2 separate regions of the Mus musculus genome follow, and region 2 is linked to region 1. The links are chromatin loops, found by intact Hi-C in ENCODE. Cell type or tissue: left cerebral cortex. All regions are shown on one strand.

Region 1 (8,000 bases):
ATGGTAATAAATGGAGAGGATGAGAGAGAGAGAGAGAGAGAGAGAGAGAGAGAGAGAGAGAGAGAGAGGTGAAAGAAGAACAAGGAGGAGGATGGGGAGGGAGAGAGAGAAGGATGTGGAGGTCAGAAAGTAGAAGATGTTGACTAATGAATCCTAGGATTGCAATCTGGTAATAAATGGTGAGAGAGAGGGGGGGGGAGGAGAAGGAGGACGGGGAGGGAGAGAGAGAAGGAGGGGGAGGAAGAAAGAGGGGGAGAGAGTGACAGAGAGAAACAGAAAAACAGAAACAGATATAAACAGAGACAGACAGAGACAAATAGAGACAGAGAGACCCAGAGATTTCAGTGAGTTCACTCTGATTTTTGACATTCATTTCATGAGGTTCTCTAAAGTGCCATTATATAATATTTAATACTAAATGGAATTGTTTTCTTTTAAACATAGTCAGCTTCTCTCCCTTACTTAATATACCATTAAGATGTAGAAACTTTCCAATGAAGATGTGTAAAACAATATGACCACCACAAAAGCTTTGAAACAAAGTTTTTAAACAATTGAAGTTACAGGGTAATTCATGCTGGTAACTATAAGATTTTACTATGAATTCTACTGTCTTGGGAGCTAACAAACTTTACAATTTAGATCAGACTATAACTATATTGACTTGTGCTTCATAAGCATTATGTATACATACCTGTTTTATATGTTATCTATTAATCATTTGTGTGTCTATATTATTCCCAATACCAGATTGAGAAACTAATTTATGTCCCAAGGACACATTTAGCATTTACAGTAAATGATAATGGACCCTGTCTTAAGGAATCAAAATACAGAAGACACAGCAAGTGCATGTCCAAATTGCATTCTTCTATTTTGGGGGAAAGTAACAACAACAACAAAAAAATAGAAGAAATTAAATGATAGAGATATTCGGTGAGATAACTTTAAAAATTCCACTGTAGAATAAAGCAATTAAGATGGAAAAACAAAAGAATTTGTCATTAAAGAACTAAATAACCTGAAATCCATTTTCAGTAGCATGCCAAGCTTTCTGTAATTGCTGTAATCCAGTATCATAGCACAATGCTAGAAAAATTCACAGTAACATTGCAATTTCCAACAGTGTGCAGCTATCAACTTTTGCGAGAAGAGAGAAAGTAAGCATTTGTTCCACAGTCCTTCAGGGGTATGGAGGCACTGTGGGAGAGCATGAGCTTAGGCCAACAGTGCAATGCTAATTCTCCGAGATAATCTTTACTGTTCAAGATTGTTGTCAATGTGTCTTTAAGTAGAGGAAATGAGGATGGCAGGGTAACTGGGAAGGGGTCCCAAGGGTCTTGCTAATGACCAGAGCTCACACTTCTCAACCAGCTATGTATGATCAAATGGAACATGTCTTCTTACCACCAGGCCAAAAAAGGTTTGTGTTCTTCAAGTTTAGCAACAGAACTAATTAGAGATCTGGCAAAAACTCAGAATTCTTATCCTGTGCCTTTCCAGTTAACTGGTCTTGGTGGAAATCCCAAATGTATGTATCTGAAAGGTATTTAGGCAAGCTTGTGGCTGCTGTCTGATTAAATTTGAGAACAGAGTATTTATGAATATCATACGGTACTATCCAGCTGTAACAATTATAATGCTTCCCCAGTTTTTGTTACAATGAATTGTGGCCACTCATAGCCCATGTAATAAGATCAGAAAATCCCAGAGTGATGCTCTCCATGTAGTTTCACTATGGGGCTGATAGTCTAAAGTATATTTCCCCTATGCTTGGAACCCTGACCATCAGAGGCATCACAGGATAAATTTTAGCACAGTCCCTTCCCATGAATACTTAATGGAAGTAGATTCATTTCCAAATATTTTAGTATGAATATCAGAACATGTGTTTAAAGACACTTAGTTGTGGCAAGAAATTAAACTGGTTATCCTGCTTCAGGCCTCTCATTAGATGAGAAGTTGAAATTATGCTACATACCAAAAGCAATGTACATTTGCTATCCTTTTGGATGACAATGCTCAGAATGTACTTAGTAACTGGAAAAATGGTATCCCTGAATACACCATCAGTCATCCAGAAATCATTGGGGCTTGAAGAATTTACAATCTAAAGCCGTGAAATGTAGAATTAGACATGGAATTAAATGGCTCACTAGAAACTTCATAAGCCTTTCATACTAAAAATTAAATGTCTGATATTAAGACTTCCCTTGGTTATTTAATTCAAAGACTAGCTCAATTGCATTCATTGGCTAATGGTACTATATATATTGGCTTTCTGTAAAAAAGTTTGACAGCTCCACATAGCCTTCTGTAGACATTTTTCCACTTCTTTATAACCTCACTCTATTTTATAGAGTTGAGAGTTTTAATAAGTACCTTCATTTTATATACGTTTCTTGTAATGCACAAGACACAGCAAGAATGTGTAATTTGCAACTCACATAGGCAAGAATGATGTCTTTTTTTTACAAGGCAGAACTGTTGCTTCTTCAATATGTAAATATAGAGGCAAGACAAATATTCATAATTTTCAAACCTGATCTTAGTTGTATTGTGATAGGTGGAATGAGGGTCCTCATTATCATAGCAAGTTTGTCCTACGCCATGTGAACCAACCCAGTGTACTCAGAAGTTATTCTAAAATTGGAAAACAGTACCAGGAGGAGGGGCTAGAACAACACAGCACTAGAATGACTTTTACTAATGTTTAAAGATAGTATAAAGGGCTGGGCGTGGTGGTGCACACCTTTAATCCCAGCACTTGGGATGCAGAGGCAGGCAAATTTCTGAGCCTGGTCTACAGAGTGAGTTCCAGGACAACCAGACATACACAGAGAAACCCTGTCCCAAAGGGGGGGTGGTGGAGATAGTGTAAAGGTATCATGCATCAAAATGGAAGGGTGGCAGCTACAGGCTGGAGATGATAAGGAAATCTCTTTCATAGCGCCCATCTAGAAGGAATGCAAACTTCCTCTCTCCTAACCAGTCTTCTATCACCACCCTCTCTCTATCTCCATTTCTCTGTCTCTATCTTTCTCTTCTCCTCTGTTTCTTACTCTCTCTTCCTTTTTGTTTTGTTTTGTTTTGTTTTGTTTTATTTTATTTTGTTTTAAATTGTCTCATTATGGAAGCCCCTTTGGTCTGAAACTCCTGAATGATGTTTGCCTCCAAAGAGAGCCTCCCAATTGTATGGGATTACAGATACATACCACAATACCTGGTTGACATTTAAATTTTAGTTTAATGAAATGCACACAGAATTTAATTGTTTATTTTATTTGGTGTGCATGTGAGTGTGTGTGCATATGTGTGTGTGTGCAGACTTTATTTATTTTCTTCCAATTTTTAATTAGGTTTTGACTTCATTTACATTTCAAATGCTATTCTGAAAGTCACCTATACTCCCCCAACCCCGCGCTCCCCTACCCACCCACTCCCACTTCTTGACCCTGGTTTTTCCCCTGTACTGAGGCATATAACGTTTGCAAGATCAAGGGGCCTCTCTTCCCAATGATGGCCGACTAGGCCATCTTCTGCTACATATGCAGCTAGAGACATGAGCTCTGGGAGATACTGGTTAGTTCATATTGTTGTTCCACCTATAGGGTTGCAGACCCCTTAAGCTCCTTGGGTACTTTCTCTAGCTCCTCCATTGGGGGCCCTGTGTTCCATCTAATAGCTGACTGTGAGCATCCACTTCCGTATTTGCCAGGCACTGACTTAGCCTCACAAGAGACAGCTATATCAGGGTCCCTTCAGAAAAATCTTGCTCACGTATGCAATAGTGTCTGTGTTTGTTGGCTGATTATGTGATGGACTTTCATGCACCACAGTGGTGCTGAGGTGCTAAGTTATGGTCCAAGGGTTTCAGGAGTTGTCTCTCTCCTGCCATCTTGTGGTATACAGTAATAAAACTCAGACCTGCTGGCCTACACAAAAGCCAAGCTCCTCTACATGGTGAGTCATGTCACCAGATCTCATGAAGAACTTTGATGTAAACCTTAAGATTATAAATTTGCATACTTTAAGTCATTAAGTTTGAGACCATTTGTTATAGCAGTAACTAGCAACTAATACTATTATTATTATTATTTAAATTGTAAATGACCTACGCACTCTAAAAGGATGCTGTCTGCATTACTTTTCTACTGCTGTGACAAGACATCACAATCATGGCTATACAGGGGGAGAGTCCATGATCATCATGGAAGGCAGCATGGCAGCAGGCAGCCTGGTATGACATATGAGCAGTAACAGATGCTTCTATCCTTACCTACAAGTAGGACAGGAAGGAGTGTGACACAAGCAAGAATCACTCAAAGGAATGGAATCTTAGTTGAGAGAAATCCTCCATAATCAAGCTTGTTATGAGTTTTCTTAATTAGTGTTTGATGGGAAAGAGCCCTGTTTATTGTGAGTGGTCCTGGGTTCTATAGGAAAGCAGGCTGAGAAAGTCCCATGAGGATGCCAGTAAGCAGCACTCAACTTGACCAGCTCTGCTCATCTTTACCTCCCAATTTGAGGATCAACTGTGAGTGAACAATCAAGCCCTGGTCTTGGGACTCTGAGCTTGGCTATGAATGGTGTACTTTGCCTACTAGAACATGGGCAGCTGCTGCTTTACCAAATTGCAGATACATGGATTAAACTTGTTAGATAAAAGAACTGGAATTCAGGCTTTCAATTTCCCCTCCTATGGAGCTTATCCATGTGTAAACTCTAGGACCATGAGATTGCACATCTTTGGCAGAGAGTAAATGTTCAAGGTAACTCTTGTCGGGGAAAGATTCTGAGCAAAACATGAATAGTCAGAGAACACCAAAGGAAAACCTGACTCTAGTCTGTCAGCTGTGACACTAATGGTGATGTAGACCTGAAGACAAGGATTTACAACTGAAGAAGAAGAAGAGTGTCTTTGGTAAGGCTGAATATAATATTTGCATATTTGTTATAAAAGCATAGGTTCCTGTGAGTGGTCTCTTGTTCCCTGAATGCCACATGCTCTCACTAGACAGCTGAGTGTATTTTAAATGGCAATAATTTCAATGACAAATATCAGCAGATTGCACTGTATCTGCATTACAGCAGAGCAGTTATCTTCTTTCTACAGTTTAGGAAGGAATAGATGCATAGATTATTGATTGTCCAGATTTTAATAATGATAGATTATTTATAATCAGCACAATAATAGCAGGAAAGCATCTTGTAAACAAAATTGAGATTTATTTTATTATGAAGAGAACAAATAATTCCAAAAATAAATGGCCTATGGAAAAGCCTTGGGTAACTTTCCTAGTTCACTTCCCATAGCCATGATAAAGCACTCTGGCCAAAAGATCTTGGGGAGGAATGTTTTTATTTCAGGTTACACTTCCAGGTGGCAATCCATACCTGGAGAGGAAGGACAATGAAAAATAAACCACGGGGAAGCTCTGCCTACTGGTTCATTTTCTGGCTTGTTCAACTAGCATTCTTATGCAGCTTAGTCCTACCTGCATAAGGACAGAGCCCTCACCAAATGGCCTGAGCTTCCCACATCAATCTATCAAGACCCTCCCTCATAATACATATGGCCACATTCTGATTTGAAAGAGATAATTCTTCAACAGAATTTTCCCTCTTCCTAGGAGACTTTACATGGTGTCAAGTCGGCAGTAAAAGCTAACTAGCACAGAAACTAGATGAGTACAAGCAATAGTCCCTCCAATTCTATCTATGTAATTGTCCAAATCACAGTACTGCTACAGTACACAAACACTGACTGCACACTATGCCATTGCTGTGTCATTACTCATTGAGCAGTGGGAACACCAAGGTGAAGTTTTAGTATTTCTCCTGAGATAGAACAAGAAACATAGGCATATCTCCAAGTAGTTCAGTATAAATACTGGAACATAAATTTATTTAAATATAATGGATTGAAATGAATGAGTTGATTGTGCTGGACGGTGTAAGTGAGATTATACCATACACTGAAAAGTAAGGTAAGTTTAAGATTCTTAAATCATAGTTTCTAGTACCTCATCTAGATATCAGAAAACTAATATCTCTGAGTGCACCTTCAATACTTCTGTTTATATAGAAGCTTAATGAGCTTATGATCTGAAGCCAAATAATGGGCTCAGGCCTCTAATCCCCTCACTTTGGGGGCTGAGGCAGAATAATCATCATTTTAAAATTTGCCTAGACTGCACAGTAAGACCCTGTCTCAAAAAGAAAGATTTGAAAATGTAATTTGAAAATGTTGTGCAAGTAAATATTAATTCCTAAGATGAATAATTTCATAACCTTTTTTGACAGTATAGTACTGAGTGTACGCAGGCAGCTCTTCAGCCACATTGCTGGCCAGATTCTTGGTAAATATAGTTACTATCTAGTGTGAGTGAAAGTGTAGCTGGTACCTCATTTGACATAGAGAAAAATACATGTTGCAGAAATAAGTCCAGGACTATGTACTTTGGGGCTGGAGGTTAGAGAACAGTAGAGAAAAGGCTCACTCTATGAAAGCTATAACCACATTCTTAATATTCCAAACAGATTTATTTTCTTTCTGAGATCATATACAAACTGTTTTATTACTGTCTTTGCAAAGTGAAACAACATTTTAAATATGAGCTGTATGGGTTCCTCTGTAAGGTCTGAACTTAAACAATGTTTTTAAATCTAAAGGTATCTTTATTCTCCCATTTCTCTTAGAATCACTTCATAAATCAAGATTAAGATCAAAGAGCTACAGGATCAATGTGTTGTAGACTTAAGCACTAAGACAGCGATTGCCTGTGCTTGAGCGAGTGGGGGTTAGAAGAAAAGCCATAGTCTCTTTTGTATTTGGGAAGCCTCTGCCTGTTCAATTCCAGTTCCTGATCTGCTTGAGCTGATGTAACTGTTCAGTGTCCTGGGGCTAAGATGCTGTGTGCAAGCATGACATCCATGCCCCTCAAAGGGTTATTGTACGTGTGCTTATGACTGGATTAAAATAAATATTTTAAAATGTTAGCAGTGAAAATCATATGATATCCTTGTCACTTGTCTATAAACTGCTGTGAGGTTTCCATTTGAACTCTCACCAGAATTGATGAAGCCTGAATAAGGTACCTATCATCTTGGCAGCACATAGTTCTAAAGTGCTGAGTAGGACGGCCTGTACACAAGAAAAGTTGCTTTTCCTTGTGTGATGGAGCCCATAGTTGTCAAATGATCTATGTTCCTAACTTGTCTTCTGTAAAATTTAGAGAAAACTCAGCAACAACATCTCTATACAGTGTCTGAAAAGTCTACGTGGGCCTGGTAACATATTTTTCATTTTTTTCCCACAAACAAATAAGCAAACAAAACTTTTGAAATATCTTCAGAGAGGATTCTCGAATGTTTTGGTTGATCTATTGGTACTGACCCTTTAATTAGTGTCAAGTTTTGTTTTCGGGAAGCATACATGTCTCTTCTTATTATGAACCTGCTGTGCTATGTCATGTCCTTGTCATGCGTGGATTTGTCCCCAGTCCTTCCTAAATCACTCAGAAGAATTTCCACCTCACCTCCCACTGCTAAGCTGTGTCCTGTGTACTCAAGGTTACACATAGCCTGTCATTTCAATGACAGCAAATAGAGAATTATTTCATGTTGCTTCAAAAGTCACAATTTTACTGAAAATGTGAATGCTCCCAAGGGGTCCATTATGCTGTATGTGAAGATGAACATAAGAGAAAGTTATGCATGTGGGAAGAGCTTTGTGGAAGCAAGACCCCCTTAAAGCAGTATGTGCTCTACAGGGAACATGGCTGCTTCTCTGTGAAGGAGGGAAGGTGATATCCAGCTCGAGAATTTGCTCCATTCATACCTGACTTTTCTTCTTCAAGACTTTTATTTCCACCTAAAAGTAGGTTGTCTGTTATTTAAATGATGATTTATTTTGAAAATGTATGTAACAGTTAAAAGCCACCATTAGAGTCCTGTAAGGCACCATCCGACTGCGAATTCACTCTGAACTGAGATAC
Region 2 (8,000 bases), 1.1 Mb before region 1:
GTATCTCCCACACAAGGACAGTCTCCTATGCCACAGCAGCACAGTGACCAAAGGCAAGATGCTAACACTAATCTCTATGTTCTGTTATGCACTTCTCCGCTCTTCATCAAAGTTGTTGATTTTCCAGTGTTGTCAGTTCCCCTACAGGTTCTCATCTGCAATTCCTTTAGCTGCTTGGTTTCCTTTCATATGGAGCAGCGCGTCTCTTGTAGTTGCTGCACTTTTGAAGAATCCAGGTCGGTTATTCCGTAGACTGTCTCCATAAAGACTTAGCTGATATTTCTTCGTGAGTGCACTGACCAGCGTGTTTTGACAGGCTTCTTAGGAGTGAGGCTGTATTCTGGGTGTATTATATTACGAGGCACACCTTGTTGCCTCCCTCCCATCCTGCTGAGGTTTAATGGTGACTACCTGCTTTAGGCGGCACCTGTCAGCTTCTTCATTAAAAACGCAAGTACAGGAACCTACTTATCCCCCAGGTCATGACATCTTTTTTTTTCCAAGGCCGTATATACGCTCTGCGTCATTATGGCTGCACGTTCATAGGATGTCAGGGGTAGGAATTCCTTGGGATTTGTAGTGGACAGGGTACATTTGCATCAGACTCAGGCAGCAAGTGAGGCTGGTGCTATTCTCTCTCCATCTGTGCTGGGCACAGCTGTGGCCAGAGTGAGCAGCCTGACCTCTTTGTGCCAGCATCTCTGACTCTGTGCTGCCCGGGGCTGAGCCATGGAAGCACAAGGATGTCTGGCCTCGTGCTTTACAGCAGCAGATGCTGAGTCCACAACGATGTCCTGGGCATTATGTGAATAACGGGGTCACCCATGGCTGTGGACAGCTGGGTGTTCTACAAGCACATAGGCACACAGCTGGGGTGGGTGACAGGGATGGCTTCTCTAGCACTGCGTCCCTGGATGGGATGGACAGAGAGCTCTTGGCGAAGCTCACAGAGGAGGAAGGCGGTCCCAGCCTTTATTCTTTGGAACTGTGATTTCACTGCTGTTGACTGTTCAGCAGTCTTTATATTCTCTTTTTCTGCCCCATAAGAGCCAGAGCTAACCTCTGCTATCTTGAGGTAACCTCTACTTCCCATGCACTAGTGGAGAGCATGAGAGTGGGGAGCTGCAGTGTGCACGGTCCTCCTCAGGAGCCTCCACACCACTTTTAGTCGCTTGTTTCCTTCTTTGTTTCAAACAGAAAGGAAGGGAGAGCAGGCGTTGTTGTTACATCTTGCCGGATGGTAGCATGACAGGGACTTCCCAAAATGTAATGTGAGGTAGGCAGGGGCTCCATCCTCAACCCTGGTCTATGGTCGATGCTGCTTCTGCCACCTCCCGAGGAAGGGAAAAGGGACTGGAAATGAATTCCATAAGGGGCGGGGCTGCTACTCGTGGGCATGCCGAGTTGTCTACTTTCAACACAGGTGGGGTGGGGGAGTATCCATGCCATTTGTGGCCACCGGGGCCTGCTGGGAGAGGTCCTGACAGTGGGAAGCTAGGAGAGTTTGGTAGCTCTCTGGTGGGTTTGGGCGAATCTCAGGTGGTAGAAGGGCTTGAAAAATCTGAAAGGGGAGACATGGCTAGTGAGAATTTGTTAACACCACTCGTTAATCACCTTTTGTTAAACAAGTGATTAAATCATGAGCTTAGCTTCTCATTCATAAATGATAGAGGCAATATCCTCTTGTGCTTGTGTATATAGAATTGGGCAGTGCATATAGCATAACAGTTGGGACATATTTTGCAATAAATAGATGTTACCATATAATGCGTTTTATCACCTTATAATCATTCATGTTGCCTCTACCTTCACCACTTTGCTCTTACAATGCCATTATGTCTGTTTTGTGCTGGCTGTCATGGGTTGGGGGTGCATAGCGTCTCTTTCTGGCACTGCCCCCAGTAGTGGACTCTGAGATGAAGATAGATACAGGACAGCCCAGACGGTGGAACTCACTTTTCATTAGGGAGCACAGAGCACACATCCCTGTAGCTCCAAGGGTAGCAGAGAGTCAAACCATCAGATCACGTGCCCTGGCGTATATACTGCTGGTGTGAGAACGGTCATGGAGCTGGTAGATAAGCCCAGGGGAGAGGAGAGAGAAGCAGTGTGTACCGTTCACTTGCTTGTGCTGGGCTAGGTAGTTGGTTCATATTTTCTGTCTCAGTTTTTGCATCATTAGAACAGTCAGTGACATTCTGAATGTGTTATCTCTTGAATAGTAGTAAGTGGGAGATATGTTGAGTATGGCCCCAAAGACCATAACTATGTTTAAATAGCTGTGGAAAAGTAAAAACCTGGTGTATACTGCTAAGCCAATATTCAAGACCATCAATATTCGCCTCAGTTTTCAGACTCTAAGTTGAGATCCAGAACTCTGGGCCTTGACTGCAGCCAGCATCCTGACTAGGTGGCTCCAAAGCCAACTTCTCAGCCTCTTACCGTTTAGGTTCTGTAGTTGAGAAAAGCAGGAAACGACTTTTAAGCTTCTGCAAAGCTGTCTTCCTCCCTCGTGCCATCTCAGTTCAGTCAGGTGTTGAAACCAGAAGAAATGAGGTGGTTTTTAGCTTTGTTCCATGTTTTCCCAGTAGAGGGCAGCAGTTGCCTTTAGAGGACCCCAAGGGAAGGTTAGGCGTGTGGAAGCCGCAGCCCTGGAGCAGAAGCTGACTGAGGTAATCCGGTTAGTCAGGTGGCTGCTCTTTTATAGGACAGGTAATTGAAGGGTGATGATCTAAGTACTTGCCACTTTTATTTTGAATTAAAGATTTTAAATCTGTGTTACATTTTCTTTAACAAATCAAAGAAATGTAATAGACGCAATTCATGTGAAAACCAAGAGTCTTAAGTTTGGGAGATAGATTGGAGTGCTTCCAGGATTTCGTGATTCAATTAATACAGTTTAGTAGTATCAGGCTATTTTCAGGCAGTTCTTTGGTTTCCGAGACACCTTAGTGCTGGGTGAACAGAGGCAGAAGGGACTCCAAGTGTGTGCTAACTAACTCCGAAGGAGGAGGAGAAGTGAGCCAGACTCGATTCCAGCTGCCACGTGCGCTAAGCATTGTGACAGGAAGCAACCTTGGAAGAGAGGGTTTATTTCAGCTTATACGTCCGGGTAACGGTCTATCTCTGAGGGAAGTCAGGGCAGGAATTGAAATAGAAACCGTAAGGAAACACTGCTTACTGGGTTACCTGGATCATGTTCAGCCAGCTTGTTTCTTACACAGTCCAGGTCCACTGCCTTCATCCATGTGCCCAGGGATGGTGCTGCCCAGAGTGGGCGGGCCTCCCCATGTCAATCATCAGTGACGACCGTTTCGCTCAGACATGGCCACAGGTGAGTCTGAAGGCAATGATTTAGTTGAGGCTTCCTCTTTTCAGGTGATTCTAGGTTGTGTAACGTTGACAACAGAGGTATCTGGGATACGCAGGTGCATCAGATAGGCTCGGGGCTGCAGTCCTCTTAACTCGTGTGTTTCTTAACTCTCCTCCTACAGAAGCAACTGCGTGTGTTGGTGTACCATTGAGGGACCACATGCTCCTAGAGAGGATGGTGGAGGTGTTACCTCTCATAAATGTTAGGGCTACTGTTCGGCAGGTACAGTGTCTGGGGCAGGTCTTCCGGGGACAGCGAAGACGCAGAGACTCTCATTCCTTCTTAAGTGTAAGGTCAGTTTAAAAGACTTCCTTTGGTGGGAGCAGTGCCTTCTCCCACTAGGGGGCGCTGTCAGAATAGTTCATTTCAGTCCTGACCCTCGGAATCGCTGACTGTTGTATAAAAACAATCTCGCTGCTGTCGATTGTGTCCTTTTGCTCAGTATTTGTGCTGCGTGTGAATTTGACAGAGGTGAGGGCAGAGGCAGCAGCAGGGCAAAAGCATCACAGAATATTACTTTCCGTGCAGACGACCAAGCAAGAGAAAACAAAACAACCCCCAAACATTTTATTGTTAAATTTTTCCCCTCTCCCTGGGTTTGCTATGCTGTGTGTTTTTTGTTTGGTTGGTTTTTTTGTTTGTTTTTCTCTGATCCTCACTTGGAGGGAAAGCCTGTGCCTTTTAGATTGAGGTGACTTTTCAAGACACTGAGCTTTGTTAGGTATGGGAGGTTTGGGGATCCATTTTGGAGATTTGGAAACAGCGATAAGAATTCTGAAGTAAGAGACGCTGGTTTTAAACTGCCAAGAACTGTCAGCATTCTGTCCTGGAAACACTTGGGCGGAATCATTGGCTGTGTTGCACGGCAGCCACGTGCTTGAGGGCGGTATGTTCGTGTGCAGTCAGCGCTTCCCGTTTGCCTTTGACAGACTTGCTCAGCTTTCCCAAGGATTTGTATGTACATGGCTGTGTTTTCCAGGATAGGCTGCGTATGTTTGCTGATGGAGAGCCTTTATCCCTGCTTGCATCCCACCTCCCGCCCACAGTTCGCCAGCCTCTGTACCTGACTCCCAGTTCACAGCTTCCTACTTGGAATCTTCGTGCTGCTTCCAGGATGAGACCTGCAGCACAGGGAGGGCAGGGCCGCGAATGGTTCCTTCATCCCTCTGGGCTCTGTTTCCACCGTGCCCACCTCAGCCACTGGTGGGTTTATTGCCTTACAGAGTTTGGCACCGGGAAATAGAACCTGGGAAATTCGCACGTGTTTCCCACGAGGGCTCTCTGCTGGTCCTCTCCCTGGTTCAGAAAGCTGCCCCTCAACCAAGCTGCACTTTAACGCGCAGTGTCTTCACGCGGTCATGTTTTGTTTGGACATTTGCATGGCAGCAGGAGGTCGTAGTTGGAAGGTCTGGAGAAAAGGACTAGCTGGGGGGAGAAGCTGAATGTTGGCTGGGTTTTGGGGGTAGGAACCCATCCCCTTTCCAGCCTGAGCTTTTTGCTTCCCAACCTCTAGAACTGTAACAGGCTTCTGGCTTTAGCTTCTGCACAGCCATGCCTTCCCCACCACGAATGAAGGACCGTGTCCCCGTTAACTGTGATCCAAAAATCGATCCCTCTCTCCACAGTTGTTTCTGTCAGGTGTTTTGTTAACGAAGACAAAAGCCACTCACTATTGCTGTAGCTCCAGGGTGGCTGGGTGAGGCTTTCTCATGTCTCCCGAAGCCCCAGCTGCTCCATGGTCTTAGTCTGTACCACCCTGGCCCTGTGACTGCAGCTCCATGGCCCTGTGACCCCGAGACCCCGGTTCTGTCATACTCTGTGTCAAGCTGAGTTCCCGCCCTTCGACTTTGCCGCGGTGCAGCCTCTGAGTCCCGTGGGCTTAGGAGCAGTGAGTGATCTGTTAGTTCCTGTGTAGACTGTGCTCAGCACTGTCCCTGCAGGTATTTTTTAAGGAAACTTCGGGGAGTAAGATGGTGGTGCAGTGGCCTCTGGCATAATCCCGAGAGCAGGAGGAGACAGCTAAACCTTTGCTCCAGGGGGATCTCTGAGGTTGCTCTCCGCTCTCTGGGATTCCCCTGGTCCACAGCTAAGATTTGGATGCAGCTGATTCAAGGTTTAAAATCTTTCACTACTGGGCTTTCTGGGAGTCCTTAGCCTAAAGTCGATGGTTGAGCCACTCAACAAGGTGGCTGGTGCAGGGGGTTGACATTTAGTCCCGCCCAGCATGTCCTCTAGCCAGCAGGGAGCATGTGCTCCCCTGCCACCGTTCAGTTCACTTACTAAGGTGCTCCAATACCTGGCTAAGTTAATTCTCCCTAATCGTGTGTTCCTAAAATCTTCTCCTCTCCTCCACTGAGGGGAAATCGTGTTAAACTTTCCTCATCTCAATCTTGAAAATCTTGAAAATGAGTTTGGCATTTTGGAGGTGGGAAGCTCAAAGTCACTGATAGTCAGGAAGTGTGGGGCATTGTGGGGGCAGGAAGGAGTGCTGCGGAGAGAAGCCTACCTTGTGCCTTCCTACCCCCTTTCCGGTCCTGTTCCCTGAGTCTCAGAGACCATGGTAGGGGAGCTGAGGTGCAGAACAAGTTTAGAAACAGAGAAAAGGGGGCAAGGATGGGGGCTGTCCTTGTTTGGAGCTAATCAAATGTGATTGGTTTATTAGAGATTCCGGACTAACTTTTTGAAAGGCAGAATTATTTTGTATTTTTAGAAAAGATCTTTAAAACTCAGTCATTTTGAAAACAAATTAAAATTGAAGGAATCTAGTTAAGGTTGCTTTGATAACAGATTTTTTTTTTGAAGCTTGCTCTTTAATTACTGCTGACACATTCAAATGCTGATTTAGAAGCATCTGAGAAGTTCTATTTACTTTCCCAGACTCAAACACAAAGGGAAGGAGCCCTGTGCAGCCTGCTAGGCAGCCACTGGGCTGAGGCATGCGGAGGGAGCGCTCACACTTGAAAGGCTGCATGGAGCTGCTTGGCTCCTCAGCCAGCTTGTTGGCCTATGTGAGGGAACTGGCCAGGCCCGAAGGGCATGCAGGGTTGGGGGAAAGTGCAGACCTCTCACAAAGCCTCAAGCAGCGGCCAGGGGAAAGGCTCTGGGGAGCTAAGCAGCGGCCAGGGGAAAGGCTCTGGGGAGCTAAGCAGTGGCCAGGGGAAAGGCTCTGAGGAGCTAAGGGAGAGAAAGCCTGGGCCACCTAAATGGGCTTGAAGGTCAAGCTCTTCAGAGCTGGTCCTGGCACTGCCACCTGCTCACGAGGGAGCCTTCACTGTGAGCCCCTTGTGGACATAGCCAACTGTTGCCTCTCACTGATTTGTAGGCTTAACGACCAGAATCCTCAACTCTGTGTCTTTCAACCAGTCAGCTGCAGTTCTCCAGCTCTGTTGACCTTTGAGTCTCACCTATTCTGCTACACCCTCGGACTGGAGGTATTCCTCCCTCTGTCTGCACCCCCAAGGAGTCAAAGAGCGAAGCTGGGGTCTATCAGACACTATCATATTTTCAGATGTCGGTGCATATCTTTATGTGTCAGGTGATGTCTATCATCTTTTTGATGGCTACATGACATTCTGCTGCAAGAATGATTAATTAATTAGTTCTTTTAATTACAGAGGGGTGAACATCACTGGGTGTGCACTACTGCTAAAATGTTATCTATTTGTTAGGATATATTCCAAGGAATGAAATTGTTTCATTAAAAAAATGACCTATAATTGTTAATGAGTAGTGTGCCTTACCAATTCTTAAAATGTAAGACGTTTTATTTAACTCTACATCTTAGTCTGGGGTTCTAGTCAAGTAATGCTTTACACACACACACACACACACACACACACACACACTACTTACATAGACAGCAAGCCAGATACACATTACTTGCACAGACAGGCAGATAGACACAGTATGATACCTTATTACTTACACAGACAGGCAGACAGACACACATTGCTTACACAGACAGGAAGACAGATATTACTTACATAAACAGATAGACAGGCACAGGGTGCCTTGTTTACACAGACAGGCAGATAGATACACCTCTACTTACATAGTCAGGCAGGTAGACATCCATTGCTTACACAGACAAGCAGACAGGCAGACGTTGTTTACACAGACAGGCGCGCACACTTTTAAGTACTACCTCATTTCCACAGGCAGGCAGACACAGTATGTGCTATCTATCTCACGGGTACTCGTCAGTATTTGGCATTGCAGTCAGCGATACAGCTTTGGTTTGTTTTGACTTTCTCCTAGAGCTGTACTTAGCTATTTTGTAGCGAGATTTCGGAGCTTGAAACTGTCGGTGGTAAGTCAAGGAAAGATTCCAGTGGGCCCTATCCTAACGCAGAAGGACCTGCTCTTGGGAGATTGGTAGTGAGGGACTCTGGGCCATCCTGTTCTTTTTGTATAAGGAATTAGGCCAAGTGTGGTACCCGCTGAACGTGCAGTGCTGTGGGGTACTTTTCCTCATTGCTCTGTCGCTATAATCGCCTCTGTCCAGAGCAAACAAATGATACAGCAGCTGCAAGCTGGAGAGCGCCGGACTGGCCCTTCCATCATGCCCTGGCTCACGCCTTTGCAGGGCTCACCACAGAGACCCCTGTCAGCTGTCTGTGCTGGCCCT

Evidence for each region. A loop is a pair of places that touch in the nucleus more often than their neighbours do. Peaks named below come from ENCODE experiments on the same cell type or tissue, not always from the same donor. Only the 100,000 strongest peaks of a DNase experiment are listed, where the experiment ranks them.
Region 2: it touches region 1 in a loop (6-fold over the local background); 3 of 42 quality-filtered maps call a loop at or near these places.

The regions. Positions count from the first base shown.
Region 1 is chr2:67,222,393-67,230,392 of GRCm38, reverse strand. No RefSeq gene overlaps it. Among named protein-coding and RNA genes, the nearest start is that of Gm1322, 53 kb to the right of the region's middle. In left cerebral cortex, a CTCF peak has its summit at 3,908 (motif pointing left); a DNase peak (open chromatin) is centred at 3,902.
Region 2 is chr2:68,345,433-68,353,432 of GRCm38, reverse strand. The region is part of intron 10 of Stk39 (serine/threonine kinase 39); the gene reads left to right. Among named protein-coding and RNA genes, the nearest start is that of Stk39, 120 kb to the left of the region's middle. In left cerebral cortex, CTCF peaks have their summits at 2,595 (motif pointing right) and 3,704 (motif pointing right); DNase peaks (open chromatin) are centred at 3,713, 4,292, 6,370, 6,606 and 3 more places; H3K4me3 peaks cover 1,282 bases; H3K27ac peaks cover 1,737 bases.